Regions from separate parts of the Homo sapiens genome. Here all the other regions are linked to region 3. Evidence: chromatin loops called from intact Hi-C (ENCODE). Cell type or tissue: dorsolateral prefrontal cortex. All regions are shown on one strand. Each heading gives the region's core, and the rest is flanking DNA. Links, peaks and the distances in the headings are about the cores only. Region 1 has its middle 21 kb from the start of C19orf12. Region 2 has its middle 130 kb from the start of ERVE-5. Region 3 holds the start of VSTM2B (V-set and transmembrane domain containing 2B).

Region 1 (9,085 bases), core at 3,995-6,494, 160 kb after region 3:
GGGGAATCAGTGACACAGAGAGGAAGAGGAGAATGACTAGAGTGGCATCCCCTGATGGGAGAGGGGGTGGACCTGGTGTCCAGTGGAGGAGGTGGCCTTAAAGCAAGGTCAGTTCACAGTAACAGGAAGAAAGATGGTTGCCTGAGTGCAGGTGGAGATGGTGGGCATTCTCTTCTGGAGGCTTCATTTTTCCTAGGGAAATGGGAAGCAAGGTCACCACTGGAGAGAAAGAACAGGAGAGGAAGGGTTGGGAGCCCAAGAGAGAAGAGGTTAGAGGGAGAGGAAATGAACTCAGAGGGGGCTGCCATGTTGCTGGCAATTATCCCGTATTTTCCTGGGATAATTGCCAGCAACATGGCAGCCCCCTCTGAGCTTAGTGATGAAGAATTGAAGGTGAGAGAAGCCCAGGCATGGTGGCTCACACATGTAATCTCAGCACTTTGGGAGGCCGAGGTGGGTAGATCATCTGAGATGAGGAGTTCAAGACCAGCCTGGCAAACGTGGTGAAACCCTGTCTCTACCAAAAATACAAAAATTAGTTGGGCGTGGTGGCGGGCACCTGTAATCCCAGCTAGTAGGGAAGCTGAGGCAGGAGAACCGCTTGAACTCAGGAGGCAGAGGTTGCAATGAGCCGAGATCTTGCCACTGCACTCCAGCCTGGGCAACAGAGCGAGACTCTGTTTAAAAAAAAAAAAAAAGGCCAGGCACAGTGGCTCATGCCTGTAATCTCAGGACTTTGGGAGGCCCGAGGCGGGGGGATCACATGAGGTCAGGAGTTCAAGACCAGCCTGGCCAACATGGTGAAACCCCATCTCTACTAAAAATACAAAAATAAAAATTAAAAAATTAGCTGGGCGTGGTGGCAGATGCCTGTAATCCCAGATACTTGGGAGGCTAAGGCAGGAGAATCGCTTGAACCTGGGAGGTGGAGGTTGCAGTGAGCTGAGATCACTCCACTGAAATCCAGCCTGGGTGACAGACGAGACTCCATCTCAAAAAAAAAAAAAAGTGAGAGCAGTCAATGTGGTCAGGTGTTTTTCTTCAGCCATATCTGATGAGGCAGTTGGAGGGAGAGGGGATAGGAACTTGGGGATGCCATCATCCAAGGCCTCCACAGCAGGGCTGCCTGTTCCTGGGGCAGGACAAGGCTGGTGCCCAGTGGCTGCAGTAAGTGACCCTCTCACTGGCGATGCTTGGAGTCACTCAGGTAGGTGGTCTCACCCACACACCAGGTCTATTTGACATCTCAAGGGAGGGGGAAATGCCCCTGCCTTAGGTCTGGTTAGAGAGCACAGATTAGGGAAGCCACCAGTAAGCCCTCAACTCTCCCAACTCCCAACCTGTCAGCTTGGGCTGCCATGACAAAATGTCATTGATTGGGCAGCTTAAATTTATTTTCTCACAGTTCAGGAGGCTAGAAGTCCAAGATCTGGGAGCCAGCATGGTTGGGTTCTGGGGAGGGCTCTCTTCCTGGCTTACAGACGGCCACCTTCTTGCTGAGTCATCACATGGAGGAGAAAGAGCAACAGAGCCCTCTGGTGTCTCTTCTTATGAGGACACTAATCCCAGGATGAAGGCCCCACCCTCATGGCCATATCTAAACCCCCTTACCTCCTGCATCAAGTCCGCTTTCACACTGCTAATAAAGACATACCTGAGACTGGGTAATTTACAAAAGAAAGAGGTTTAATGCACTTGCAGTTCCACATGGCTAGGGAGGCCTCACAATCATGGGGCAAGACAAAGAGGAGCAAGTCACATTTTATGTGGATGGCAGCAGGCAAATAAAGAGACCCTGTGCAGGGAAATTCCCATTTTTAAAACCATCAGATTGGCTGGGCACGGTGGCTCATGCCTGTAATCCAACCACTTTTAGAGGCCGAGACGGGCGGATTACCTGAGGCCAGGAGTTTGAGACCAGCCTGGCCAACATGGTGAAATCCCATCTCTCCTAAAAATACAAAAAAGAAAAATTAGCTGGGCGTGGTGGTAGGCACCTGTAATCACAGCTACTCGGGAGGCTGAGGCAGGAGAATCACTTGAACCCAGGAGGCAGAGGTAGCAGTGAGTCAAGATCAGACCATTGCACTCCAGCCTGGGCAACAAGAGTGAAACTCCGTCAAAAAAAAAAAAAAAATCTGATCTCGTGAGACTTATTCACTATCACAAAAACAGCACAGGGATGATCCCCCCGCCCATGATTCAATTATTTCCCACCAGGTCCCTCCCACAACACGTGGGAATTATAGGAGCTACAAGATGAAATTTGGATGGGGACACAGAGCCAAACCATATCACCTTCCTAAGGTCCCATCTCCAAACACCATCACTCTGGGGGTTAGGGCTTCAACACAGGAATTTTAAGGGGGACACAATTCAGTCTACAGCACCTCCCAACCTGCTCTTGACCTCTAACAAGGATATCAAACAAGCCCAGATGCTAAATTTCAGAACAGAGGAGAGACAGAAAAAAAGAGTGGTTCCTGGCTCTGAAAGGAGTGTCTGTATCACCGGCAACCTGAGTGGAAAAGAAAAAAGAAATCTTTCATTTTTATACTTTCTATTGTGTATTTTATAGAGTTGTGATTCCCAATATGCTAGCCACTGGCCACATGTGACTAGTCAGAATTGAGATGTGCTAGCAAGTGTAAAATAGACAACACGTTTCGAAGGCTTAATATGAAAAAAATGGAAATCATCTCAATAATCTTTTATATTGATTACATGTTGAAATGATAATAGGTTGGATATCAGGTTAAAAAACATATTATTAAATTAATTTCTTCTGTTTGTTCCTACTTTTTAAAAGTGTGGGTTATGAGAAAATCTCAAGTTACACGTGACTCACTTTGGAGGCCAAAGAAGCTCCATCTTGGATACTAATCTGCCAAGTTGGCTTCTGATGAACCCCCATTCCAGGAAGGCCTCTAAGATCCCAATTTCTCTATCATTTCTTGTATGATTGCAGGTACTTACCATAAATCCTTAGGTCAAACAACCTTGATGTTATCCTACTTCAACTGTCTACACATCCCTTCTGAACCACCCTCCCCTCTGGTATACAAGTCCTGGGTCTTGGGGGTGATGGCGCGGGGTCCACCATCTTGTCTTGCCACTGCCAAGACACAGACATGGCTTCTGTCCGTAAGTCCCTACTGAATGATTCTTTCTAAGGAACTAGATATGCCAGCCTCTTTCTTTGGCCTCTCAGCTTCCTCAGATGTTGGGGTAGGTTTGTATACACCTGCCCATGGTAAAACTCACGTTTGGCTTGTATTCTATTCATGTTGGATAGCGCTGACATAGAAGAACCCAAAACAGCCCCCAGCACAGCCGGCCCTCCTGCCTTGGTCAGTGGGAACAAGCACATCAGATCAAGCTCTCATGGGTCTCAGGATCTGGGATGGTGCTTTGGAACTGAATGTTGTGGTGGGACCACTTCTCTAAGGACGGCAAGATCCAAGGTGGGCTGTGAGCACTCTTCCTGAGTGATGGCCTTTAACGGTCCCCAGAGGCAGCCCCAGGGAGATGAGGACCTGGCTGGCTGTCCAAAAATCTGATCAGGCTGGCTCTTGTTTGGTTTAGGGATACATAAATAACTCACATTTTAAACACTAGAACTCAGGCATGAGACGCCCATGCCTGCCTGTCTGTTCCCTCTGAGCCATGCCTTCATCGGGTGGGAGAACCACTAGGATCACAGCACCATCTGCAATCCCTCTTTTTTCTTTTTTTTTGAGATGGAGTCTTGCTCTGTCGCCCAGGGTGGAGTGAAGTGGTGTGACCTCGGTTCACTGCAACCTCTGCCTCCTGGGTTCAAGCAATTCTCCTGCCTCAGCCTCCCAAGTAGCTGGGATTACAGGTGCCCACCACCACGCCCAGCTAATTTTTGTATTTTTAGTAGAGATGGGGTTTCGCCATGTTGGCCAGGCTGGTCTCGAACTCCTGACCTCAGGTGATCTGCCCGCTTCAGCCTACCAAAGTGCTGGCATTACAGATGTGAGCCACTGCGCCCAGCCTGCAAGCCCTCTTTCTTATTTCCTCCAAGCACTGAAGCATGAATTTGTGGTAAGGTAAATAAACGTGTGTGTGTGGCATGGTGGGGGGATACATCCACAGAATGTCACGTGCCCAGCCCTGTTCTCTGTTTGTTACACTTGACTATTAGGATTCCAGCCTCTTGTTCACATACATAGTCTAACTATTTCCTTTTTGGTCAGAATTGGAATTCTTTCCCTTTTTTTTTTCCTGCTATTATAAACAGCAGTGCTATGAATATCTTTATTGTTTTCCACTTGAATTATTTTATTGGAATGTTTTCCCTGAAGTGAAATTGGTTGGCTGGGAGGTATATATGATTTTATAGTTCCTGTGATTTTCCTTTTCATCAAATCACTCTCCCAAAAGACTGCATTGCTATGTATCGCCTTCTGCATGTACGTGTGTGTGTGTGTATGCACGTGCGTGTGTGGACGTATGTGTATACCGTTTTCCCTCAGCCCTGCCAGCTGTGGGTTTGATCATTTGTATTTATTTTTACTAATTAACATGGTATATAACAGATATCTCCTGGATATTATATTTGCATTTGCTTACTTGCTAACAAGAATGAGTAAAGTCCTTCTCTTAAAACCCAGAAAAATAAAATAAACAGCCACCACATCCATGGCTTAGAAAAACACCTCTCAGCTCCCTCCTATGCCAGGACTTGGGGGCACCCACAGCTGACGCCAAGGCTGCGACACGGCTGGCCAGGCCCGAGCTTGGCCTGCTGACCTGTGGCTGTCATCATGGTCCTAGAGGCCTCCTCCAGCTAATAAAGCCATTTCTCTCCTCCAGCCAATAAAGCCATTTCTCTCCTCCAGCCAACTGAAGGCACATCAGGCAATGCCCTCTTCTGCATGGCTTAGATGAGTCCTGCATTTCTTAATTCCCATATGTTCGTTGTTGGGATTGAGAGACATTCTGTTTTACATGCAAAAAAGGTTGCAGGAGATGCGGCTGGTGTCCTGTCCACAGCTTATGAAAACCTCAGGGCAGCCTCCGCACCCTCCCCCTGGGGAAGTTACAAAACAGCATCCTCTGAGAGCCACTGTCTGGGCCTGGCCTGGCCTGGCCGGGACCTGGGGAGAGGAGGAGGAAGGCCTTGCCTGGCTGGCCCACCAGAGGGCGCCTCCCACCACAGGTGCCAGGCTGTGTCCCCAGCCCTGTGGCCTCCTGGCTCTGCACACAACAGCCAGGCCTGCATCCCTCCAGCCAGACATCTCAGCCCAGAGACACAAAGCAGTCATCCAGCTAAAACGTACCATCTGCCTGGGAACGGCAACACTGAAGCAGGTTAATAGCTGGCCCAGAGCAGATGGTTTATTCCAATGATGACTGGGTCCCTGTACCCAGGCGTCTTCCTTAGTGCTGCCTCGCCCACCGGCAGCCCGCAGCTCTCCCTGGGCCAGGCCCCACTGGAAGGGCCAGCCCTGCTGCCCAGAAATCCTGCCACTCCGCCACCCAGACACCGAACACCCAGACACCTAACACACAGACACCTGACACCCAGACACCTGGACACCTGACACCCGGACACCCAGACTACCTGACACCCGGACACCTGGACACCCGATCACCCAGACACCTGATACCCAGATACCCGGACACCCAGACACCTGACACCCAGATACTGAGACACCTGACACCCAGACACCTGACACCCAGACATCCAGACACCCGGACACCTGACACCCAGACACCTGACACCCGGACACCTGGACACCCGGACACCGAGACACCTGACACCCAGACACTGAGACGCCTGACACCCAGACACCTAGACACCTGACACTCAGACACCCAGACACCTGACACCCAGACACCTGGACACTCAACACCCAGAAACCTGACACTAGACACCTGACACCCAGACACCCAGACACCTGGACACCCAGACACCTGACACCCAGGCACCTGGGGACACCCAGACACCCACATACCCATACACCCAAAAACTTGACAGCTAAACACCTGGACACCCAACACCTAGAAACCTGACACCCAGACATCTGACACCCGGACACCTGACACCCAGACACACAGACACCCAGACACCTGACACCCAGATACTTGGACACCCAGACACCTGGCACCCAGACACCCAGACACCTGGCACCCAGACAGTCAGATACCCAGACACTCAGACACCTGACACCCAGACACCTGGACACCTGGACACTCAGACACCTGACACTCAGACACCCATACACCCAGATACCTGGAAACCCAAACACCGGACACCCAGATACCCAGACGTCTGACACCTGGACACCCAGACACCTGACATCCAGACACCCAGACACCCAGACACCCAGATGCCCAGACACCCAGACACCTGACACCTGACACCCAGACACCCAGACAACTGACACCCTGACATCTGGACACCCAGACACCCAGACACCCGACACCTGACACCCAGACACCTGATACCTGACACCCAGACACCCGAATACCTGGACACCCAGACACCTGACACATGACACCAAGATACTCGACACCCAGATACCCAGACACTCGGACACCCAGACACCTGACCTCCAGACACACAGACACCCAGACACCCAGATACCCAGACACCCAGACATCTGACACCCAGACACCTGACACCCAGATGCCTGACACCCAGACACCTGACACTCAGGCACCTGGACACCCAGACACTCAGACACCCAGACACTCAAACACCAGACACCCAGACACTCAAACACCAGACACCCAGACACCCAGACACCTGATACCTGGACACCCAGACAACCTGACATCCAGACACCTGGACACCCAGATACCCAGACATGCAGACACCTGACACCTGACACCCAGACACCTGACACCCAGACACCTGACACCTGGACACTTGGACACCCAGACACCTGACACCAAGAAACCTGGACACCCAGACACCCAAACACTAGATACCCAGACACCCAGCCACCTGACATCCAGACACCCAGACACCCAGACAGCTGACACCCAGACACCTGACACCCAGACACCTGACACCTGGACCCCCAGACACCTGACACCCAGACACCTGGTGGGATGTCCGGGTGTCTTGGTATCAAGTGTCTGGGTGTCTCGGTGTCAGGTGTCTGGGTGTCTGGGTGTCCAGGTGTCTGGGTGTCAGCTGTCTGGGTGTCTGGGTGGTGAGGTGTCTCAGTGTCTGGGTGTCTGGGTGTCCAGGTGTCCAGGTGGTGGGGTGTCTGGGTGTCTGAGTGGCAGGGTGTCTGGGTGGCAGAGGGTCTGGGTGTTTGGGTATCCAGGTGTCCAGGTGGTGGGTTGTCCAGGTGTCCAGGTAGTGGAGTGTCTGGGTGTCTGGGGGTTGGGGTGTCTGGATATTCGAGTGGCAGGGTGTCTGGATGGTGGGGTGGCTGAGTATCCAGGTATCCAAGTGACACTCGGACACCCAGGCACCTGACACCAGACACCCAGACACCTGGACACCCAACACTCAGACACCCAGACACTCAGATACCCAGACACCCAGAAACCTGACACCCAGACACCCGGATACCCAGACACCCAGAAACCTGACACCCAGACACCCAGATACCCAGACACCCGACACCCAGACACCCAGAAACCTGACAGCCAGACACCCGGATACCCAGACACCCGACACCCAGACACCCGGACACTCAGACACCCAGACACTCAGACACCCAGACATCCAGACACCTGATACCCAGAAACCTGACACCCCACCACCCGGACACCCAGACATCCTGCCACCTGAACACCCTGCCACTCAGTCACTTGGACACCTGGATACTCAGCCACCCCACCATCCAGATACCCTGCCACTCCAATACCCAGACACCCCAACCCCCAGACACCCAGACACTCCACTACCTGGACACCTGGACAACCCACCACCTGGACACCTGGACACCCAAACACCCAGACCCTCTGCCACCCAGACACCCTGCCACTCAGACACCCAGACACCCCACCACCTGGACACCTGGACACCCGGACACCCAGACACCCGGACACTCAGACACCTCACCACCCAGACACCGAGAAACCTGACACCCAGAAACCTGGACACCCGGACACCCAGACACCTGACACCAAGACACACAGACACTTGACACCAAGATAGCCGGACACCCCACCACCCAGACACCTGGACACCCTGCCACTCAGCCACTTGGACACCTGGGCACTCAGCCACCCCACCACCTAGACACCCTGCCACTTGGATACCCAGATACCCTGTTCCCCAGACACCAAGACACCCAGTTACCCCACCACCTGGAAAACCCTCCACCCAGACACCCTGCCACGTGGACACCTGGAGACCCCTCCACCCACAGACCCCACCACCAGGATACCCTATCACCCAGACACACAGACACCCAAACACCCTGCCATCCCACCACCCAGACACTCTGTCACCTGGACACGCAGACACCCTGCTGTCCCACCACCCAGACACCCTGCCACCCTGCCACCTGGACATGCCACCACCTGGACACCCAGACACCCTGCCACTCAGCCACCTGGACACCATGCCACCCAGCCACCCGGACACACAGCCACCCAGCTGCCCCGCCAGCCACATGTGGCTGACTCCCTGCTCACCCTCCCAACTGCGTCAGCCATAGGGAACTGGGGTGGGGTCCCAGCACCCCTGGGCAGGCAGTTCCATAGGGGATTACCTCCAGCTGTCTTTCACAGAGAGACAGCCAAGCTACAGATCAATCAACCCCATTCATAATCAAAGAAAATGAATCAAACCAGATGTCAGTAGTCACCCATGAAATTAATCAAGGCATAAGACACTAGCACTCTGCTCCTTGGTGGGGATGCAATGAGATGTGTGCCCCCTTGATGGGAGAGTAAGTTAATGATACCGCCTCTCCAGAAAGGATTCTGACCTAATAAAACAACCAACCTTAAAAAAAGTTGCATACTTCACGGGGCACAGTGGCTCACACCCATAATCCCAGCACTTTGGGAGGCCGAGGTGGGCAGATCACTTGAGGTCAGGAGTTTGAGACCAGTCTGGCCAACATGGCGAAACCCAGTCTCTACT
Region 2 (11,056 bases), core at 4,979-7,478, 790 kb before region 3:
GTCTTTCCTGAGGCTGTTTAATTTTCATATTCCTGCTGGAAAACTTGACCTGGGGTTCTTACCTGTGGTTCACCTCCACCTCCACAATGCTGCAAAGCCACACCTAAGCACAGCCCATCCTCCAGTTTAGATGTCTCTCACCATGTCCCACTCCCCAACCACGGCCTGTGTGGGCCGCCACCATCTCCCCTAGGGCTGCTGGGGCAGCATCTAGGAAGTCACACTCAAGCCTCCACCTGCCCCAGCCCTTCAGAATTGACTGCTCTCCTCTTGCTGCTCCTGGTCTAGGGGTCTCAAACTTAAATATCGAAAGTCTAGACCAAAGACACAAAGCAGAGAAGTGAGTGCTGCTCTTTCTCCAGTGGGCAGGAGATGAGCCAATGTTGCCACGTGGGCCTTCCAAGAGAAGCCATAAAGCTAAATGTAGTGAGACAATTTCCATATTAAAATGTTAACATCTAGTTTTTAAAAATTCAAACAGTATGCCCACCAAATAAAACCTATCTGCAGACCACCAGTTTGAGACATCTAAGACCTAGTCTGCATGGTGCATTGTCACAGAGGCTGTGCACTCTTTGAAGGCAAGAAACGTGTCATGTTCCTTATTGCGTTGCTGGCACCTACCACTAGGACGGATTTAGTAAAGGGAAAAACTAAATTAATACTGTTTGTATCTGTGTGTGTGTCTGTCCTTTTTCTTTTAAATTTTAGATTCAAGGGCACAGATGTGGGATTCTTGCAAGGACATATTGCATGATGCTAAGGTTTGGGTTTCTATTGATCCTGACACCCAAATAGTGAACACAGTACCTGTATTTTTCAGTTTTCGCACTGCTATAAATAACCACTTGAGACTATGTAATTTATAAGGAAAAGAGGTTTAATTGACTCACAGTTCTGCATGACTGGGGAGGCCTCAGGAAACTTACAATCATGGAGGAAGGCGAAGGGGAAGCAAGTCACATCTTACATGGTGGCAGGAGAGGGAGAGAGAAAGAAGGAGAAGGAGAAAGAAGGAGGAGGAGGAGGAGGAGGTGGAGAAGGAGGAGGAGGAGGAGGCAGCAGCAGCACATACTTTTAAACAACCAGATCTTGTGAGGACACACTATCATGAGAACAGGAAAAGGGAAATCTGCCCCTATGATCCAACCACCTCCCACCAGTTCCCTCTCTTGACACATGGAGATTACAATTCCACATGAGATTTGGATGGGGACACAGAGCCAAACCATATCAGTACCCAATAGGTAGTTTTTCAACCCTTGCCCTCCTCCTTTTCTTCCACTTTCTGGAGTAACCAGTGTCTATTGTTCTCATCTTTATGTCCATGTAAACCCAATGTTTTGCTCCCACTTATAAGTGAGAACATGCAATATATGCATTTCTATTTCTGCATTAGTTTGCTTAGGATAATGGCCTCCAGCTGCATTTATACTGCTGCAAAGGGGATGATTTCATTCTTTTTTATTGCTGTGTAATATTCCATGGTATATATGCAGTACATTTTCTTTATCCAGTCCACTACTGATAGGCACCTAGGTTGATTCCATGTCTTTCCTATTGTGAACAGTGCTGCAATGAACATACGAGTGCAGTTGTCTTTTAGGTAGAATGATTTCTTTTCCTTTAGGTATATACCCAATAATAGGACTGCTGGGTTGAATGATTGTTTTATATTTAGTCCTTTGAGAAATCTCTAAACTGTTTCCCAAAGTGGCCAAACATTCCTACCAACAGTGGATAAATGTTCTCTCTCTTTTTTTTTTTTTGCAACCATGTAGGCTGCTTTGGGAAGTATGGCTATTTTAATGATATCCACTTTTCCAATCCATGAGTATGGAATGTTTTCCATTTGTTTGTGTCATTTATGCTTTCTTTCAGCAATGTTTTGTAATTCTCCTTGCAGAGCTCTTTCACCTTCTTGGTTAGATATATTACTAGGTATTTTTTTGTGTGTGGCTATTGTAAATAAGATTTCAGTCTTTACTTGGTAATCGGCTTGAACATTATTAGTGTAGAGATATGTTACTGATGTTTGTATGTTGATTTTGTGTCCTGAAACTTTACTGAAGTCATTTATTGGGTCTAGAGTCTTTGGGCTTTTGGTGGAGTCTTTGGGCTTTTTTAGGTGCAGGATTATATAATCAGTAAAGAGAGAAAACATGACTACTTCTTTTCCTATTTTAATGCCTTTTACTTCTTGCTCTTTCCTTATTGCTCTGGCTAGGACATCCAGTACTGTGTTGAATAAAAGTGGTGAAACTGAATATCCTTGTTGTGTTCCAGTTCCTAGGGGAAATGGCCCAGCTTTTGGCCATTCAATATGATGTTGGCTGTTGCTTTATCATAGATGGCTCTTATTATTTTGATGCACGTTCCTTTTATGACTAGTTATTTGAGGGTTTTTATCATGAACAAATGCTGGATTTTATCGAATGCTTTTTCTGCATCTATTAGATAATTCTATAGTTTTTGTTTTTAATTCTGTTTATAAGTTGAATCACATTTATTAATTTGCATACATTAAACTAACTTTGCATTCCAGAAGTAAAGCCCATCTGATCATGTGTGAACTAAGTTTCTGATGTGCTGCTAAATTTAGTTTGCTAGTATTCTGTTGGGGACTTTTGAATGTATGTTCATCAGGGATATTGGCCTGTAATTTTATTTTTCGGTTGTGTCTTTGCCAGATTTTGATATCAGGATGATACTGGTTTCATGGAATGTTTTAGGAAAGAATCCCTCCTCTTCAATTTTGTTTGAATAGTTTCAGTGGGATTGGTACTAGCTGTTTTTTATGTGTCTGGTAGAATTCAGCTGTAGTCCAGGGCTTTTTTTGGTGAGTAGTTGTTTTTGTTTGTTTGTTGTTCTTGTTTGTTTGGTAGTGAGTTTATTTCCATGTTTAGAACTTCATTAAGCATCTCTTGTAGGCCTGGTCTGGTGGTGATAGATTCCCTCAGCTATTGTTTTTCTGGGAAAGACTTTACTTCTGCTTTATGAAGCTTAGTTTGTCAGCATATAAAATTCTTGGCTGGCATTTCTTTTCTTTAAGGATGCTAAATATGGGCCTCAATCTATTCTGGCTTGCAAGGTTTTTGCTGAGAAGTCTGCTGTTCATCTGCTGGGTTTCCCCTCATAGTTAACATGACCCTTTTCTTTAGCTGACTTTAAGATTTTTTTCTTTCACACTGACCTTGGATAGTCTGACTACGCGCCTTGGGGATAGGTGTCTTTTATAGTTATCTTGCAGGAGTTCTCTGGATTTCTTATATCTGCAGGTTGACCTCTACAGAAAAGTTGGGGAAACTTCCCTGAATTATATTCTCAAATATATTCTCCAAGCTGCTTACTTTCTCTTCTTCTCTCTCAAGAGTGCCAATATGTCTTAGATTTTTATTGCTTTACATAATCTCATGTTTCTCAAAAGCTTTGTTCATTAAACATTTTTTGTCTTTATTTTTGTTGGGGTTGATTCAAAGAACCAATCTTTGAACTCTGAGATTCTTTCATCTGCTTGGTCTATCCTGTTGCTAAGGTTTTCAGTGTATTTTGAAGTTCCTGTAGTGAATTTTTAAAATTTTCAATTCCAAAAGTTCTGTTTATTTCATAACATAATTATGTTGTCTTTCAAATCCTGAATCACTTTTCTGTTTCCTTTGTGTTGGATTTCAACTTTCTCTTAGATCTTGTTGAGTTTCTTTGCCACTCACACTCTGAATTATATTTCTGTCATTTCAGACATTTCTTTTTGGTTAGAATCCACTTCTTGGGAGCTAGTAAGATACTTTGGAGGTGACAAAACACTCTGGCTTTTTGTATTACTGGAGTTATTGTGCTGATTTCTTCTCATCTGAGAAAGTTGACACTTTATTTTTCAAATGTGCTACCATTTGGATGGGGCATTTTGATTTCTTATTGTTTTTTCCTTTGAGAATTTGACTGTGGTTTATGTTGTGTATGATCAATTGGCTTTATGTCTGAGAGCTATCAGAGGGCCTGGGTTCCTTGGTTGCAGACAGATTCATATGGTGGCTTTCTAGGAAACTGCTTGGTGTAGCAATGTGTTTTCATTTGGTGCTATAATTCAGACTGCAGTCAAGTCGATGGCACTTCAGGGCAAGAGCCAGCAGGAGGGTCTCACTTTGCCTGTGCTCACCCTCAGCAGGGGTGGAGGCAATAGAGACATACGAGAGCACCCTCCCCCAGCACTGCTGTTCTTCAGCAGAAGTAGAGGCCCTTGAGAAGCTCGAGAAGTGCCTCTTTCAGCCCACGCTTCCCGGGACCCAACAGGAAGATCTATGGCTGCATCCACAGCAAGGCACTGAGGAGAAACAGGGGCAATTAGACGACCTCCTCTCCAAGTTTGTTTGTAGGCTTTGGTGTTACCCCCTCCAGTGGTTGGCACTGCGCTTCCATTTCCTTTGACCCAAGGGAAGCTTTGACAGGCTGTGTTCTTACTTCCCTTAAAGGCTGTCCTCACCAAGGGTTAGGTCTCCAGCGCAGGTGTGCGGGGCAGGTAAGGGGGAGGGTGCCTCCCTTCCACTCCTCAAAGTTGGTGGGTCACACTTTGCCAGCTGATCAAGGGAGCAAACTGGGGCACCCAGCAAGGATACACACTGACTGGTTCCAGATCATAAAGCTGTCCTTGGCTGCAAGTCCTCCTGCTAAGGAGAAACCTCTTCTTCAGCACTTCTCCTGCGGCAGCCCCCTGTAACAAGAGAGTCTAATTTAACTGCCTGCTCCTGGAGTGGTATCCACACTCACCACTCAATTCTGGCTGTGGGGGCCCTTCCCCTGCTCCAGGGCAAATGGTCTACTCTCTGGCCTGAGACTAAAATGTCTGCAGAAGACATTATTGCCAGGTTGCCACACAATGACTGCCTTGGTATGAGCCCAGATTAAAAATAGTATCATCCTCTCGGTCCCAAGTCTGGGAAAATGCCAGCAGCTTTTCCCAGTGTCTTCCCTCCCTCCATCTCTCAGCCTCCCCCAAGCTAGCTCCGGGGCTTGAGAAAAAAGGGGTGCTCTGTCTTGGCCTGGGTTGCACAGACCCCTAGCAGAAGGATGAGACACAGAGGGAGACAGGCTGCCACCCTTGCAGACAAGGGCTTTACTCACTGGTCAGCCAAATGCTGTCATGGAAGCTGCTTGTGCGTCTTTCCCTCCCCAGAGTCTGGTGTGTCCTTCACTAGTCTGGTGAATTCCTGTCTTCCTTCTTGAGTGAAAATTCACAGAGTTGATCTTTAAGCACTATTTTTCTATTTCCCTGTGGCTGTGGCATGCGGAAAGCCTCTCATCTGCCATCTTCATCATTACCGGATTCTCTAATTTACTGCTTGTTTTCCCTTCCTTCCTTCCTTCCTTTGCATTCTCTTTTCATCACCAACATGGTCTCTAACCCCTAGTGGACCTTTCAGATAGTGGTTTGCCTATGGTTCTTTTTATATATAACAATACAATGTCATTAGCCGAATAACTTGGGTTTAGAGTCTAGCAGCCAGGGCTGGGGCCATGCTGGCTGCTTCTGCCCAGATGCTTCCAGGAAGCAGATTCAACATTGACATCATTACCCGAGTCAGGGTCAGTGAAGGCTGATTGTATTGGTGACCCTCTTCCGCCTGCAAATATCTCAACAGCTTCCCTAAGAACAGGAACAGCCTTTCGGGTGGTAACTAACAGCGTGGCTAAGGGCTTTGATTCCCTAGGAGACAAGTACTACTGTAAGTCATTATTGGACATTCATGTGAATCAATTTCAGAGAGCAAATATGGACCAGACAGACAGCACATATTCTGAACAGCAGAGAAAGGGAAAGAGGGCCCCTGATTGTAGGAGGGGTCCCATTGGGGTAAGGCTTGTCTCTCTATCTGCAGCTGTATAGAGCTCCACATGGGCCCAGGGTGGGCCTGAGCACCTTCCATAAGAAAGAAAGGTAGCCCACAACTCCCATCGGCTTCAGGGAGAGAAGAGATACTAGCTCACTGCTACTGATTTGAGTATCTAGGGCTTCCCATAATGAAAACGAAACCAAAGAAAAGCCAGGCCCAAATCTTGGCATGTATTTTCCACTAGAGGGCAGCTTAAACTTTCAAAATAAAATAAATCTTGCACACTTTGTAAAGTACTATATATAAAATTTGTATGTACACATCATGTAAAACTAATGTTCATATTCTAGTCTTTGCAAGCCTGTACAAGCAGGTCAAGTGTTCAATTCCATATGTCTGAATGTATGTATCCTAGGAAACTAGTCTAGGATACAACTGAAAAATTCTGAAGAAAGTTAAGAAGAGAAGTGCCAATGCCCAGTGATCTGCCCTCTCAGTCCAAGTCCTGCCCTGCACGACCCAGTGTTTATGTTTTTATCAGGCCTATGGAGAGAACACAGGTCAGTGTGTCTGCTTCTAGCTATGATGAGGAACTGAAGTTAAATTTACCTTCCCACTATAAGGAACTAGAAAACCAGACAAAATATATGAAACAACAGTTTTTAAACAATGATCACGGCAGGGCTGTGATCCCTAAGAGAAGACAAACAAAAGTTGTGAGTACTGTAATCCCCCTGGCTTTCTGCCTGCAGGCGCCTCTGGACTGCAGAACTGGAAGGGGGAGTTTCAACAGAGCACAGCATCTCACCGAGTTAGGGAAAGAGAGATCAGTTTGGAGAGACAGTAGTGGCTGGAATTTTTAAAAAGAAGAACCAAGAGAAAGAGCTGATTTCAAAAAGAGCTTGAGAAATGTTTAGAAGGTTGCCACTCTAGTCTGATTCTGAATACTGAGCCACATGTTACTAGGGTGAAACTGCATGGGCTGAGCCAAGAGTTAAACGATGACCACAACTCACACAGGGATGGGAGACATGGAGTTCAGACAAGCCAGAGCGGTGACCCCTCAAAGACAACTATCTAAAGTATATAAAGCACTCACAGAACTCTGAAAACAACAAACAATGAAAGACAAATAGGCAAAAAACATAAATAGACATTTCACTGAAGAGGATATAAGGATGCCAAATAAGTACATGAAAAATGTTCAACTTCATTAACATAAGGGAAATGACAAATGAAACCTGATGGCTCACGCCTGTAATCCCAGCACTTTGGGAGGCTGAGGCTGCTGAATCACCTGAGGTCAGGAGTACAAGACCAGCCTGGCCAACAAGGGGGAAACCCCATCTCTAATAAAAATACGAAAAAATTAGCCGCGCATTGTGGTGCACGCCTGTAATCCCAGCTACTCAGGAGGCTCAGGCAGGAGAATCACTTGAACCCGGGAGGCGGAGGTTGCAGTGAGCGGAGATCGCACCACTGCACTCCAGCCTTGATGACACAGCGAGATTCTATCTCAAACAAATAAATAACTAAAACCATAATGAGGTATTACTACACACATATCAGAATGATTAGAATAAAAATTAGCAGAAGTAGCATAATGCTGCGATACAGAGAAACTGGATTACTCAAACATTGCTGGTGAAATGTAAAATGGTACAAACACTCTGGAAAATAGTTTGGTGCTTTCTAAAAAAAATGAAACATGTAAGTACCATAAGACACATAACTGTATTCCTGGGCATTTATCCCTGAGAAATGAAAATTGTGTTTATACAATCACCTGTACACTAATGTTTATAGCAACATTAGTCATAATAGCCCTAAACTGGAAACAACCCAGACGTCCTTCAATAGGTGAACTGTCAGACAAATTGTGATGCCTTCAAGCCATGTGTATAAATTAGACTTCTCCAGAGAAAGAGAATTAATATAAGATTATGTTGGTGGGACTGTAAACTAGTTCAACCATTGTGGAAGTCAGTGTGGCGATTCCTCAGGGATCTAGAACTAGAAACACCATTTGACCCAGCCATCCCTTTACTGGGTATATACCCAAAGGACTATAAATCATGCTGCTATAAAGACACATGCACACGTATGTTTATTGCGGCACTATTCACAATAGCAAAGACTTGGAACCAACCCAAATGTCCAACAATGATAGACTGGATTAAGAAAATGTGGCACATATACACCATGGAATACTATGCAGCCATAAAACATGATGAGTTCATGTCCTTCGTAGGGACATAGATGAAATTGGAAATCATCACTCTCAGTAAACTATCGCAAGAACAAAAACTGAACACCACATATTCTCACTCATAGGTGGGAATTGAACAATGAGAACACATGGACACAGGAAGGGGAACATCACACTCTGGGGACTGTTGTGGGGTGGGGGGAGGTGGGAGGGATAGCTTTAGGAGATATACCTAATGCTAAATGACGAGTTAATGGGTGCAGCACAACAGCATGGCACATGTATACATATGTAACTAACCTGCACATTGTGCACATGTACCCTAAAACTTAAAGTATAATAATAATAAAATTTTAAAAAAAGATTATATATAGAGGGGGTGGGGGGAGAGAGAGAGAGAGAAGGGGGAAATTTTTAGAAATTGGCTCACACAATTGTAGGAGCTGGCATTTTTAAACTTTGTAGACCAAACAGGCAGACTGAAAACTCAGGTAGGAGTGGATGCTGAAGTCTTGAGGCAAAATTTCTTTTTCTTTGGAAAACTAGTCTTTTCTATTAAGGCCTTCAACTATTTATATGAGGCCCATGACATTATTGAGAGTAATATCTTTTACTTAAAATCAACTCATTATAGATGTTAACCATGTCTACAAAATACCTTCACAGCAACACCTATATTAGTGTTTAATTAAATAACTGGGTACTATGGCTTAATCATATTGACACTTAAAACTGACCATCACACCATATTCAGCAATTAAGAAGAGCAAACTATTGCTATACATAAGAAACTGGGCGACTCTCCAGTGAATTTTGCTGAGCAAAAAAGCCATTTCTAAAAGGTTACATACTGTATAATTCCATTTATATAACATTTTTGAAATGACAAAATTTTAGAAATAGAAGAGTAATTAGTGGTAGCCAGAGTGGGAGGAAGAGGTGGGAGTAGATAAGAAGAAAAAGAAGGAGGGTGTGTTTATGAAATTACAACATAAGGGATCCTCGTGATACTGGAACTGACCAGTATCTGAACTGTGGTGTTGAAGACATGAACTTATACAGATTCTAAAATAATATAATACTTAATCCACACACACAATGAGCACAGCAAAATTAGGGAAATTGGATTAAGGTCAGTAGATTATATCAATGTCAATATCCTGGTATAATAGATACTATATTATACTATATTATAGTGTATAATGAGCATAATTTTCATTTCTCAGGGATAAATGCCCAGGAGAACAGTTGTGGGTCACATGGTAGTTACAGGTTTTATTTGTTAAGAAAGTGACAAACTACTTTTCAGTGTAGTTGTACCATTTTACACTTCCAGCAGCAATGTTGGAGTGATCCAGTTTCTCTGTATCCTTGGCAGCATAACACTATGCCACAACATAGTATCTGCTATACTGTATTATAGTATATTATATATATACTATAGTATAGTATATATTAATGTATACTATATTATACTATAGTTTTCAAATGTTACAACTGGAGGAAACAATGCAAAGTGAGCGGAAATCTCTATTATTTTTTAACATCAACTTTATTCTTATAATTTACATAAATAAAATGCAGTCACTTTAAGTGTACACTTTAAAAGTTTCAACAAACATATACAATTGTACAATCATCACCACAACAAAGATATAAAATATTTTCATCATCCCAAAAGAGTCCCTTGTGTCACTTCCCAGTCAACCGCCTTCTCCTAAAACCCCTGTTTCCAGCCCCTGGTAAACATTGATCTGCTATCATTATAAATTTGTCTTTACTAGGTTTCATATATGTAGAATCATGGAGTGTGCATACTGTATAATTCCAACTACATGTCATTCTGGAAAAGGCAAAACTATGGAGACAGTAAAAAGATCAGTGGTTGCTGAGAGTTACGGGCAGAGAGTGGGATGAATAGGCAGAGTAGAGAGGATTTTTAGAGTAGTGAAATTTTTTGTATGATGCTATAATACTGGATACATATAATTACAGTATACCTTTGTCAAAACCTATAGAATGTACAACATCAAGACCGAACCCTAATATAAATTATAAACTTTAGGTGATAATGATGTGGCAATGTAGACTCAGTTGTAACAAACGTACCACTCCGGCAGACAATGTTGATAATGAGGGAGGCTGCGGAGGATGTATTAATACAAGGGAACTATCTGTACTCTCCACTTAAATTTGCTCTAAAAAAAAGTATTTTTAAAAAGAAAAAGTAAGAAAAGCTCAGAGCCTACCAGACTCATAAATGTTAGTGTTCTTCAGGGATGGCCTCACTTCTTTTATGTCTCTGTTCTTAAAAAAACTAGATAATTTTATCCAGTCAACCCAGCAATGTCCTTGTTGGGTATATGCCCAGAGCAACATACACTGTTCTACCAGAATGCATGCCCACACCAGCATTCACCATAGCAGAGACAGGGAATCAACCAAGGTGCCCATTAATAGTGGACTGGATAAAGAAAATATGGTAAATATATACCATGCAATACTACACACCATAGAAAATAATGAAATTATATCCTTTGCCACTGGAGGCCATTATCCTTAGTGAAACAGTGTAGAAAGAGAAAACCAAATACCACATGTTTTCACATATAAGTGGGATCTGAACATTGAGTACACATGGACATAAAGATGGGAACAACAGACGCTGGTTGCTACAAGAGGAGAGAGGGTTAGATGGGGGGCAAAGTTTTAAAAACTACCTATCAGGTGCTATGCTCACTAACTAGGTGATGGTATTATTCATACCCCAAACCTCAGTGACATGCAATTTACCCACGTAACAAACCTGCACACGTATCCCCTGAACCTAAAATAAAAGTTGAAGAAAAAAAGAAGCCAAAAAGTGTGTTATTATTGAATAAAAGAAGAATTTTGAAATGACTTATAGCACTCTTTCCAAGTTTTGGTCCCCTGTGTTAGACCTTAAGGTATCAATACGCTCTTAATATTATAAGAAGTTTTGATTTTTAACTCAGAGAAGTTCAACTTTTGTTGTGTC
Region 3 (11,056 bases), core at 3,527-6,026:
GTCTCCGGCTGGGCACAGCGTTCCGCCCTTCTCGCGGCCCCGGGCGCCCACCCATCCGTCATGGCCCAGGCCTGGGCCAAACAGCGGGGCAGCTGGTTGCCCAAACTGGGGTAAGGAGTTGAGGGCTGGGAGCTGCAGAGAGGACCGAGGGACACACGGGGAGCAGGGATGAGCGGCCGTCTCGAGCCGTGCAGACTGGGAAGAAGCCAGGGAGAGTTTGGGTGGGAGGACTCCCAACCCAAGCGGGTGCGGGGCGGGGCTGTACTCCAACCAGAAAGACGGTGGTCCCTCCGAGCGACCCCCGAGGAGAGAGGGGGAGCGCTCTGGGGCGGGGGCGGGGCGGGCTGTGGCAGGAGAGGGGAGGGCGGGGGCGATGCAGCGGTGGAGGCGGCTTGGCGCCCAGCCACTGACCGCCCCCTCCCTTCCCCTCCCCTCCCCCTCTCCCCGCCTCTCTCCGGCTCCGGGTCCGCCACGCCGGACCCGCTCTCCCCGCGCTGCGCTGGGTCGGACGCCAGGTCTGCGCGCCGCGGCTGAGCGCCCACTCGCCCTGCGGAAAGAGCCGCGGAGGAACCGGCGGGGGCGGCTGCGGGAGCCGAAGGAGGTGGCAATCGGGAGCAGAACCAGAAGGAGACAGGGAGGCAGAAGCTCGCGGCTCCGTGGCACGCACTCCCTCGGCCAGGGATGGGTCCCGGCGCGGCCCAGCCCCTGCCCGGCCCGCCGGGCAGAGACTGAACCGCGGATCCCCACCGTCCTGTGGACGACCGGACAGAGAGAGGCACTGACCGATCGCCAGCAGCCTCCCGGTGGGACCGCGTCTCCTGCACACCCCGCGCAGCGCCCCCCGCCGGAGCCGCACCGGGCAAGCCGGCGAGGGAGCGGGGCTGATTGGCGGCCGCCGGCGGCCAGGGGAGGGGGCGCCGCGCGGGGCCATGGCAGGCTCGGAGGCGTCCTAGCCCGAGCCGGAGCCGATCCGAGCCCACGCGGCCGCCGCCTCTCCGCTCCCGGGCCCCCGCCGCCACCGCGCCCCCCGCGGGAGATGGAACAGCGGAACCGGCTCGGTGCCCTCGGATACCTGCCGCCTCTGCTGCTGCATGCCCTGCTGCTCTTCGTGGCCGACGGTGAGCGCGGGAACTTTGCTGCCGCTGTGGACTCGGGGGGGTCTTTGCTGGGGCCGCCACCGAGAAGAAGAAGAAAGAGAACGAACCGGGAAGCTTCGCGGTCTCCAGCAATCCCGCTGTGCAGCCTGGGCCCGGAGGGGTAGGGAGAGGCGAGCGGCGAAGGGTCGCCGCAGCAGCAGCGCCGCGCCCGAGTCGTTCCCAGTCCCGCCGGGGCCCCGGCTGCGGAAAGGATGCCTGCGGGGAGCGGGAGTAGGCGCGCCCCAGCCAGGCTCTGGCGGTGCGGCCAGGGGCGGGGGAGAAGCACGAGTCGCCCCTGCCGCCCCGCCCCATCCGGAGGGAAGCAGTAGGCAGCCGATGGCCGGTCCCTGCCTCGGCCCTGCAGCCGCTTCCCCGAACTTTGCTAGCCCCTCCGGCCGTGCGCCAGGGAGCAGCTGCGGGGTGGGGGGCACAAGGCCAGCCAGCCAGAGACCGACTGCCTCGCTTTAGGTTGCCCCAGGCCCCCGACCTACAGCTGGTCACGCCTCTCTCTCTCTCCCCACCCCCAGCTGCATTCACAGAAGTCCCCAAAGATGTGACAGTACGGGAGGGAGACGACATCGAAATGCCCTGCGCGTTCCGGGCCAGCGGAGCCACCTCGTATTCGCTGGAGATTCAGTGGTGGTACCTCAAGGAGCCACCCCGGGAGCTGCTGCACGAGCTGGCGCTCAGCGTGCCGGGCGCCCGGAGCAAGGTAACCCGCCGCCCACGCGGTACCGGCGCGCGCCCGGCTCGCGCCCGGGGCGGCGAAGGCTAACCCAGGGAGGGAAGCAGCGGGCTTCACTCGCGCAGGGCGCCGCCCTGTGGCGCAGCCCATCTTCCACCTTCGCATCCCAAAGCATCTTCAAAGTCAGCAGTGGTTACCCCCAAACCTGTCAATTATTTTGACAGCATCGCTGTTCCCACCACCTCCCAGAACTCCATTCACGCCCAGCCCCTAAAGAGCCACACCTCAGCCTGGTCGCTTGCTCGTGCTCGCTGGCTGCGGCCCTCTGATGGGTGCTGGGTAGTGAAGGAAGCCCCCTTGGTCCCATCAGGCTCTCCCCGCCCTCTGCCACTTTGAGGACCCCAGGGCTCCCACGGCTGCGTTCCAGAGGCCACCAGAAAACCGAGTACCGGAAAGCCGGCAGGACCTCCAGCCCTCAGGGGCACAGAGGGGCCACTTCTCTGTGGCCGAAAACAGGCCCACGCTGCCTGTCTGCCTCAAAACCCACACTCTCTTACACACTCTAGTGTGCTCGCGTGCACACACACCTACACACACACCTACACCTACACACACCTACATTCTCCCAGGGTCCCACCCAGAGTTACTCCCACTGAGCCTCCCGCTGGGTGCTGTCCAGACACAGCGGCCCTCCCTCCAGTTCTTCACGGCTCCCAGTGAGCTGGGGGAGGATTTTGAGCCACGCGGCAGGGCCTAAGGATGCCCAGAGGGAAGGAGAGGGGCTTTCCTTCCCACCCTGGTGTCCATCCAGTCTCCCCAGTTCAGCCGGCAGGTGTGCACCAGGGCAGCCACCCGTTGGTCAGGCACCATGCTAGCTCCAAAGCCCGCTTCCTCCTGGGAAACTCTTGGAAAGCCGGACGTCCTTTGTGCCCTCAACCCCCATCCCCCGGGCGGTTTCGGTCCTAGCCTGCCGGAGGAGGGTGCCCTTGCCTAAAGGCGGATCCGAGTTCCCCTAGCCAGAAGGCCGCGAGCCTCACGTCTCTCTCTCCCTCTTTGCATTTTAGGTAACAAATAAGGATGCAACTAAAATCAGCGTAAGTGTGGAGCCCAGCGCGGGCCGCGGGAGACCCCTTCTGGCCGCCTCGGGTCCCGCAGCTCCCTCCCTTAGCAAGCCGCGGCGGCCGCGCATGTGGGGCCGCGCAAGTAGGGCAGCGATCGCAGCCTTGCATCGGTGGCTGCTCGGCGTGTCCGGGCGCCATCTGTCGCCGGTTGCAGGGTCGGGTTCTCTTTTGTGTAAATCAAGGGTCCAAGGCTTGAGTCCCCTAATTCGGCTCGGCGCTGACCTGTAAAACTCCCCTTGGTCGGACTGCGCGCTTAGGGCCTCTCGCGCCTGCCAGCCTCCGCTCTGCGGGCATTCCTCCTAGCACCGGGAGCGCGCGGCTGCTCGCCCTCGCCGCGACCGTGGCGCCAGCTTCCCGCCCCCTCTGCCCCGCCCTGAGCATCTGCTCTGCGCCCTCCGCTGCAACCCTTTATCCTCCGCCTGGATTGCGGGTCTGGGTGCGGGGTGTTGCAGGCTTGCAGGGGACGGGGTAGGGGGTGGTTGTGCCAGGCTGCGAGGGGCCCGGGTCATGGGGTTGCTAACTCTGGGAGGAGATGCGCCCAAGCTTCCCACCTGGAGCGTAGAAAGGCCTGGAGATGACGAAGCCTCCTCGTGGGCTCGGTTCAGAGGTGAGGGCTCCCTGGGTGTTTGTTGAGAGCCGTAGAGCAGTACTTCCCGAAGTCCCCACCGGGGCGCAGGGGAGGAGCACTTCGCTGGGGGGCTTCTGGAGATCCCGCGGAAAGGCGGGTTGGTAGCAGGTGGCCAGGGAGCCAGGCAGCAGCCTCAGCGTTGCTTGCCTTCTTAAGAAAGCACAGTGTTAGCTGTAAAGGGCGGGGTCCGGTGACAGGGTGGCTTTCCTTAGGAAGCGATTCGGGCAGGCCCTCCGTGCTCCGGGAGGTGAGGAGGGCCGGCTGGGGCGGGACTGTCGGTTGGAGCGCGTCGGGGCGGGAAAGACGTGGGGAAGTTAAGGAACAAGGAATCCAGCCTGGGGTTTCCTGAAGGTGCAGGAGGGAGGAAGGAGAGGTGGACTCTGCCCTTCTGAAGCGCCAGCTACGGGAAGACAAGCAGTGTTGGTTTGTATGGGCGGGGCAGATGCAAGGTGGGCGTTTGGTTAACGTGATGGGGACGTGGGGACACAGTCCAAAGAGCTGGCTGCCTGGCGTCCACGCAGAGTTGGAAGCCCTATGCCACTGGGTAGACGCGGGTGAAAGGGAAGCCGGATCGTGATGGTGGGCAAACCAGGATCCGGGAAGTGTTGGGGTGCGCGGATGAGGGGGCGCGACGGCCAGGGTGGCCAGAAGAGTAGGTTTGGGAGCTGCCCAGCCCGGCCTCTAACCCTGCTCTCTTGCAGACCGTACGCGTCCAGGGCAATGACATCTCACACCGGCTTCGGCTGTCTGCCGTGCGGCTGCAGGACGAGGGCGTGTACGAGTGCCGCGTGTCGGACTACAGCGACGACGACACGCAGGAGCACAAGGCCCAGGCGATGCTGCGCGTGCTCTCGCGCTTCGCGCCGCCCAACATGCAGGCCGCCGAGGCCGTGTCCCACATCCAGAGCAGCGGCCCGCGTCGCCACGGCCCAGCCAGCGCCGCCAACGCCAACAACGCGGGCGCCGCGAGCCGTACCACCTCCGAGCCCGGCCGCGGCGACAAGAGCCCGCCGCCCGGGAGCCCTCCCGCCGCCATCGATCCCGCAGTCCCCGAGGCCGCGGCAGCCTCGGCGGCCCACACGCCCACCACCACAGTCGCGGCAGCTGCTGCTGCCTCGTCAGCGTCGCCGCCATCGGGACAGGCGGTCCTGCTGCGCCAGAGGCACGGCTCGGGTAAGGGATCGCGGAGAGGGGGCGCACGCGCGGGGATGGCGCAGGGCTAGGGCTGCGCCGGGACGCCCCGGGGGGCTCCGGACCCAGGACCCGCCCCCTGGGCGCATTTGCATATGCATACTCCTTCCTAGTTAGGTCGGGAGCGCCCCCCCCAGGGCCTTCTTCCCGCGGTTTCTCTGTCTTTACTCCTGGCCTCTGGAAGCATTTCTGATGTGCATTTATGAATGGAGGAGGGGGCTGCCCTGCCAGCTACCTCAGGGTACGCTGGAGGCTGTAGTGTGGGGAGGCGACCTCTTTTGGGTTTGGAGAACTGGACCCTGAGGGCTGAGCTCCGATGGTGGCAAGGGGCCAGTACTCAGCCACCACCGGTGGTGGAAATGAGCTATCCCCAGATGGGGGCACTGGCACCTGCTGGAGAGCGGGAGGCGGTTAAAACTTGAGTTGCGTTGGTTTCTATTTTGTGTGCTCGATTGAACAGACTTTGTCCAAGGGTGTGGAGGGGCCTGGCTGTGTAACCTACGCCCTCTTTGGCTAAATGCAGGATGGCCCTAGGCAGCAGCTCTGCACTCTGCTGTAAATCGCAGATCCTCTCCCTTTGGCTTTGGGGTGGGGGCAGTAAGGACTGAGCCCTAAGCCACTGTTAGGAAGGCACCCAGAGGGGAAGGCTTGCTTTCTTAGGGAGCTGAGAGGCTGGGAGAAGGGATTGGGGATGGGGGGCGGGATGTGAGAAGGCAGAAGGAGGAGAAAATGATGGCTTGACTACCCCCTGGTAGGCAGCTCTGGGGCGGTAGGAGCCATTGGCAGAGGCAGGGGTGGGGGCGGTGGGGGGCGGTTATGGAGGGTAGAAAGGCTTGCCCAGTGTGCCCCTCCTCCCAAGGCATCCCCCACTCTCTCCCCCTGCTCCAAGCTGGGCCTCAGAGCCCACCCCAGTGCCTGACTGTGAGCAGGTTGCTCCCTCCCTTGGCCCCTCTCCTCAGTCTTGTTTGATGCAGAGTCCCACAGGGAGCATCTCTCCTGGCCACATGGCCCTGGGAGCCTGGCTTTGGGTACAGGTGCATGTGAAACTTCCTAGATGTGATGGAGCACATTGTCACACCCCTACAGTGGTAGTTCTCAAAGGGTGGTCTTCCTGCAGGCTCCTGGACTACCTGCAGAATCCGCTGGGGCAGGTCTTCATGTCCTTAGTGTCACCATCTCATCCTGCCTCCCTGGCTAACTCTCAAGCCCTCCGACAGTTGAGCCTGCAGTCTGCCTGGCACATCAGTTCAGTTCTGTCTCTCATTTAGCTCTACCCACTGTAGCAGCCGCCTCAGTGCGTCTCAGGCTATTGGCTTGATCCGAAGGCCTCATCCGTCTTGGATGCCACACAGGAGCCCACAAGACTGTCCCTCAGGCTACTGGGGAAGGTAGGGACCTGCAAAGAGCCTCCACAGCCCAGCTGGGAACTTTCCACCCTCTGCACTAAGATATCACTAGGTGCTGTGACAAATAAACCCCAAAAGGCCAGTGGCTTGACACAATTCAAATTTAATATTCCTCGTTCATATCAAGTCCTGCCCTGGAGTGCCCCAGGGCATGTGGCGGCTCTGTTCCATGCAGTCATCCAGGGACCCAGGCTGAGAGTACCAGCCTCAGCAGGAGGCTTCCAAAGTCACTCTGGGCATGACATAGAGCCAGCAGACCAGTGAGGAGAGACAGAAGCAGCCCTTGTCAGCTCACTGCCCTAAGAGAATTAAGCCCTAATACTCTCAGGCATGCATTGTGTATGATGAATCAACTTGTTTCATATGCATTTAGGACGGCCCTAAGTATGTATCATTCTTGGGAGACTGAGAAAACAGCCACTCAAATCTTTCTGGCAGCGCTTAACTCTCTCAGAGAAAAGCTGGTTTAGAAAAATGGCAAGGCGTTTTTTAAGGGCTAGGTCTAGAAGTGGTAAATATTACTTCTACCCTCTTCCATCGGCCAGAACTCAGTCACATGGTCCAACATGGATGTAGGGCCCGCTGGGAAATGTAGTCCTTGGTGTGGCGGCTGCTTTCGGGCCTCATCTCTTCACAGTGCAAGGGGAGCGTGACTCTTCGAGGAGTTAGCCATCTCTGTTCAGCATACAGGCAGTGCTCAGGGAGAGTTCCTATTGACTTACAGAGCCATTGGCTTAACTGATGCTTGTTGGTGAAGAGAACATCCTTCTTCCCCCTCCCCTTGGGCCCCAGCAAGGAAATGTGTGCATTACAGGCTGGGACGTACCTCTAGGATATTCCTGGAGGATTTGAAAGGCAGAAGTTCCGATGTAGGTTGTGCTTCCACCACTTACTGGCTGTGTGATTTTAGGCAAGTGACTTACCATCTCTGAGTCATCTGTAAAATGAACAGGATAATCTCTCTGACCTCAGAGGGAGCTTGGTATGGAAATTGCTGCACATATATGTTCATTATTATCACCCTGGTCATTAGCTGCACTAGCTGGAGAGGAGAGGATGGGCAGATAAAGCTAAAAGGTTGGCAGTTGGAAGCCAGGCTATGGAGGGCCTTGAATGCCAAGTGGAACCAGCAGTTGGTTAAAGACCGGTCAAGACCATGTGAAATAGATCTTTGAGAGTGGACTTGGTTGTGCTCACAAAATGATAATGAGACCAAGGTCATGAGCGCACTCCTGCTTGAATCTCCCTCTTCCCTTGGCCTTCAGCCTGAGTCCCAGGCCCAGCCACAGATGACCTGACTGCCTGCCATAGCCAGTCTGATCTCCAGTCTCGGTGCTGGCCATGGAGGCTGAATGAGAGAGTGAAGATGCTCCAGGACATCTCATCCAGGGAAGGTGGGCCAGTCAGTGCCCTTCTTCCCAGAAGATATGGAGGTCCTCAGGTCAACTCAATGCTGATGGCACAGTGCCCAGTGCCATCCCAGCAGATAGGACCTTGGGCACCCACCAGCCACGGGGCCATATGTTAATGCCCATGTGGGTCACTCTGCCTTCCCTGGAGGGGCTGATGTCCACTGCCATCTAGAAAGCACAGCTTGCCTGGATCCCAGCGGGGCTGACAGCAGCACCCCTGGGATAGAAGTACAGTGGCCTCTGAGGTCTCTGTCACCCCCTAACCCTTGCCAGCTCCTGAACTGGCCAGGAACTGTGTAGACACATCTCAGAAAGAACCTCCAGTCTCTCTCCAAGTCTCCTTTGGGGTGCCCAGAAGGTGGGCCTTCAGCTGGGAGGTCAGAAAACCTGTGTCCCTCACTCTCCAGGTGAAGCTCTCTTGAGAGTGGTTCTGCTCCAGGCACTCTATGTCCCACTCTGGGCACGGAAAATGGATGGCAGACCTGTCATTCACAAACACATCCGAACAGCCTTGATGCCAAGGAGGGAACCATGCTCAGTCTTGTGTCCCACCTCACCCCGGTCACCCAAGGCCACCCAGGCTGTGTGCTGTCAATGTGAAGCCTGCAGACTGTGTTTTGGAGGATGGGCATTAGTAACCTTTCTGTAGGGCTGCATCACCAGCCAGTGCCCCGAGCTCAGCTGCTGGCACCAGGTACTGCTGAGCGCCCTGAGAGGCAGCAAGCCAGCTGCTTTGCTCGGAACCACAGCAGCCTGAGCTGCAGAGGGAGCTCGGGGCAGACGACCTTGGGCCTTGCCTCCCAGCCACTCAATTCTAGGCAGCTTGATGGGGAGGGGTCCAGAAAGGACCGCTGCCTCTTGGTTAATAGTCAAGAGTGTTTGCAGAGGATATCAACCAGGGTGCTGGCAGAGGCACATGGAACATTCAAACAGGGTCACTGGGGGGGATGGAAAGAGCGTATGTACCAAGGTGTGGACAGGGTTAGGGCAGCCAACAAAGGATTGATGCAGGTCCCCGGGGCTGGCATCAGTGGGAGCCATCAGCAGACCTAGCCTAAAGGTCTGGGGGCAGCTGGTAGCACCCAGAGAGTAGGAGGGGAGGCACACAGCCAACCCACAGTCACCCAGCAAGGATCTCACTCCTCCTGCCCTCCATTCCCTGTCTGGGCCTCCCTTTGGCCAAACCCTCCTGGAACCTGAAGGCAGGGGCACCCAGGTGGTGCAGGCTGTAGAGGTCAGCCCTCAGGGGCTCACAGCAGAGTGGAGAAGGGTGGGCTGAGGACCTGGGGGCACTGAAGAGGCTCATGGCCAGGCACAGTGGCTCACGCCTGTAATCACAGCACTTTGGAAGGCCGAGGCGGGTGGATCACCTGAGGACGGAAGTTTGAGACCAGCCTGGCCAACATGATGAGATCCTGTCTCTACTAAAAACACAAAAAATTAGCTGGGTGTGGTGGCAGGCACCTGTAATCCCAGATACTTGGGAGGCTGAGGCAGGATAATAACTTGAACCTGGGAGGCGGAGTTTGAAGTGAGCCGAGATCGCGCCATTGCACTCCAGCGTGGGCAACAAGACTGAAACTCTGTCTCAAAAAAAAAAAAAGAAAGAAAGAAAGAAAAGAAAAGAAAGAGGCTCAGGACACTGGCCATTTCAGATTGGCAACAGCAGGGGCGGTCCCAGTACATCTCCCCAAATAGTCCCCCATTAAGCGATCGTTCCTGGAAGGAAGTCAGAAAAAAAGTCCCTATTTTTTAAGTGAGCCACTTTGGTAATGCCACGAAGGAGAGAGGGGGGACTTCCTCCAGCCCTCATCCATTAGCTACCGCACAGCCAGGCAAGAAAGCCCTTCCCATGCCACATGTGTACCTAATACACCCAAATACATATTTGCACTAAAAGTTGATGTGCAAAAACTCATTCATTTCACGTCTCATTTGTCAAGAGACATTTTGGTATTTGTGCTTAAAAATAAACATGGACTGCATTAGCAGAGCAGAGCAGGCGCAGGAGGCTGGGCCCCGTCTTAGCTGTGTTCATAAATCTGGCTCCTAATTAATCTGAATGCTGACCCATTTTTCGTGAACACTTTGTTGCTGGTTGCCATTTCTAGAAAAGAGAGAGAGAGACCAAGCAGAGTATCTTCCAGACTAACACTTCTAAATGGAAAAGGCACCGCAGTAAAGTCTAGCGCGGCCTCAAAAGAATCCAGTTTGCAACTGAATGGCTGGTGTGTTGGCCAGAGGTTCCCCTCTGCAGGGACGTTGGGATCAGAGCAGTGGCGTGTGAACCTCTAATTAGCCTCAGGGCTCTGGCTCCAAGGAAAGGCACCATGGCCCCCACAGAGAGCCGGCTGGATGTGGCAAGCTGCTGCTGGGTGCCCACACGGAGAACTGGCTCTCAATATTTCAATTAATAATGAGAGAAAGACAGCCAAGGCCATGGGTATGATGGCTGTAGAGAGGCTGTGGCTGCTGGGAGCCGTCAAAGGGGAGCATCCGCGGATGTCGCCATGGCAACCGTAAACCGTGACCAAAGGGGGCCGTGGGCAAGGTGGAGACAGTCACTACATCTCGACCCATGCCCCGGTGGTGATAGAGCTGAAGGAATGGCACACACGTGACCCAGGAGAATCGCGATGCAGCAGAGTCACCAGCAGTACCAGCAGGCCCAGGACCTGTGGGCCCTGAGCAAGCCATTGAGGCAGCCACCTGGTTTTCCCATCTCCCCGGACCCACGAGGACCCAAAGGCCCTCACCTTAAATGAACAATCCACTCTTCCCCCAAGTTCCGATGTGACATGAGAATTATAATTAAGAAGAAAACAAATCTGGCAAGGGATGTCCCAGAGAAGAGAGGGCGAGGCTCTCTGAGCATCCTGAAAAAGAAAATTAAAGGATTTCATAAAGGAAATGGCTGAGCCTCACAGCTGGCAAGCAATGCCTGCTTCATCCCTAACAGCAGCAATCTTACGCCATTATCAGCGACATGGCATCCTCTCCCCCAGCAGCCAGTCACTGGGAGCCTTCTGGGCCCAGCCCCACGCTTGCCATAAGGGGGAACCAGAGATGGCAGTGTGGACCCAAACTTAAAGGAGCCAGGGCACCCAGGTAATTCCAGGACAAAGCAGTCTGTGCTGTGCCAGCACTAATCCAGCTGAGGCAATCAGGAGAGGCTTCCTGTAGGTGGTGTGTGACTTACAGCTTGAAAGAAGCACCTGAGGCTGAAGTCCTCCCAATTAGGTCAGACCTTGGAAAGCTTTCAGATGCCCCCTCTCTCCTTCCCAAGGTTGGAGAAGTCCACACCAAATGGAATGGCCTTTGTGTATCAGTCAGCTCACTGGGCAACCATCCTCTCAGCATCAGCAAGACCCTAAATTCAGGATAAAAACAGCTGCTCTTGGATTATAATAATGATAAATAATAACATTTGCCTTTTACTGAGCACTTACTGTGTGCCACGCTCTCCTCTCACCGGCT

What was found. Hi-C counts contacts between places; a loop is a spot of excess contacts. Peaks named below come from ENCODE experiments on the same cell type or tissue, not always from the same donor. Only the 100,000 strongest peaks of a DNase experiment are listed, where the experiment ranks them.
Region 1: a loop joins it to region 3, with 2.4 times the contacts of the local background. A loop is called at or near these places in 5 of 110 quality-filtered maps.
Region 2: a loop joins it to region 3, with 5 times the contacts of the local background. A loop is called at or near these places in 9 of 110 quality-filtered maps.

The regions. Positions count from the first base shown.
Region 1 is chr19:29,689,605-29,698,689 of GRCh38, forward strand. No RefSeq gene overlaps it. Among named protein-coding and RNA genes, the nearest start is that of C19orf12, 21 kb to the right of the region's middle. RefSeq lists enhancers at 679-1,231, 1,232-1,783, 1,378-1,672, 1,591-1,650, 5,405-5,464 and a silencer at 1,462-1,659. In dorsolateral prefrontal cortex, for the core only: CTCF peaks have their summits at 5,165 (motif pointing right) and 5,364; a DNase peak (open chromatin) is centred at 5,157; H3K27ac peaks cover 1,660 bases.
Region 2 is chr19:28,731,145-28,742,200 of GRCh38, forward strand. No RefSeq gene overlaps it. Among named protein-coding and RNA genes, the nearest start is that of ERVE-5, 130 kb to the left of the region's middle. In dorsolateral prefrontal cortex, for the core only: CTCF peaks have their summits at 6,065 (motif pointing right) and 6,276; no DNase peak of the experiment used is centred there; H3K4me3 peaks cover 449 bases; H3K27ac peaks cover 735 bases.
Region 3 is chr19:29,525,548-29,536,603 of GRCh38, forward strand. It overlaps VSTM2B (V-set and transmembrane domain containing 2B), which reads left to right and starts at 447. Exons shown (of 5, transcript NM_001146339.2): 1 at 447-1,118; 2 at 1,664-1,848; 3 at 2,886-2,915; 4 at 4,272-4,743. The coding sequence starts at 1,037. LOC124904683 (a long non-coding RNA gene) reads right to left here and starts at 3,733. Exons shown (of 2, transcript XR_007067215.1): 1 at 3,494-3,733. VSTM2B-DT (VSTM2B divergent transcript) reads right to left here and starts at 203. Exons shown (of 10, transcript NR_040029.2): 1 at 1-203. RefSeq lists an enhancer at 8,827-9,327. In dorsolateral prefrontal cortex, for the core only: no CTCF peak of the experiment used is centred there; a DNase peak (open chromatin) is centred at 4,894; H3K4me3 peaks cover 927 bases; H3K27ac peaks cover 2,340 bases; H3K27me3 peaks cover 1,084 bases.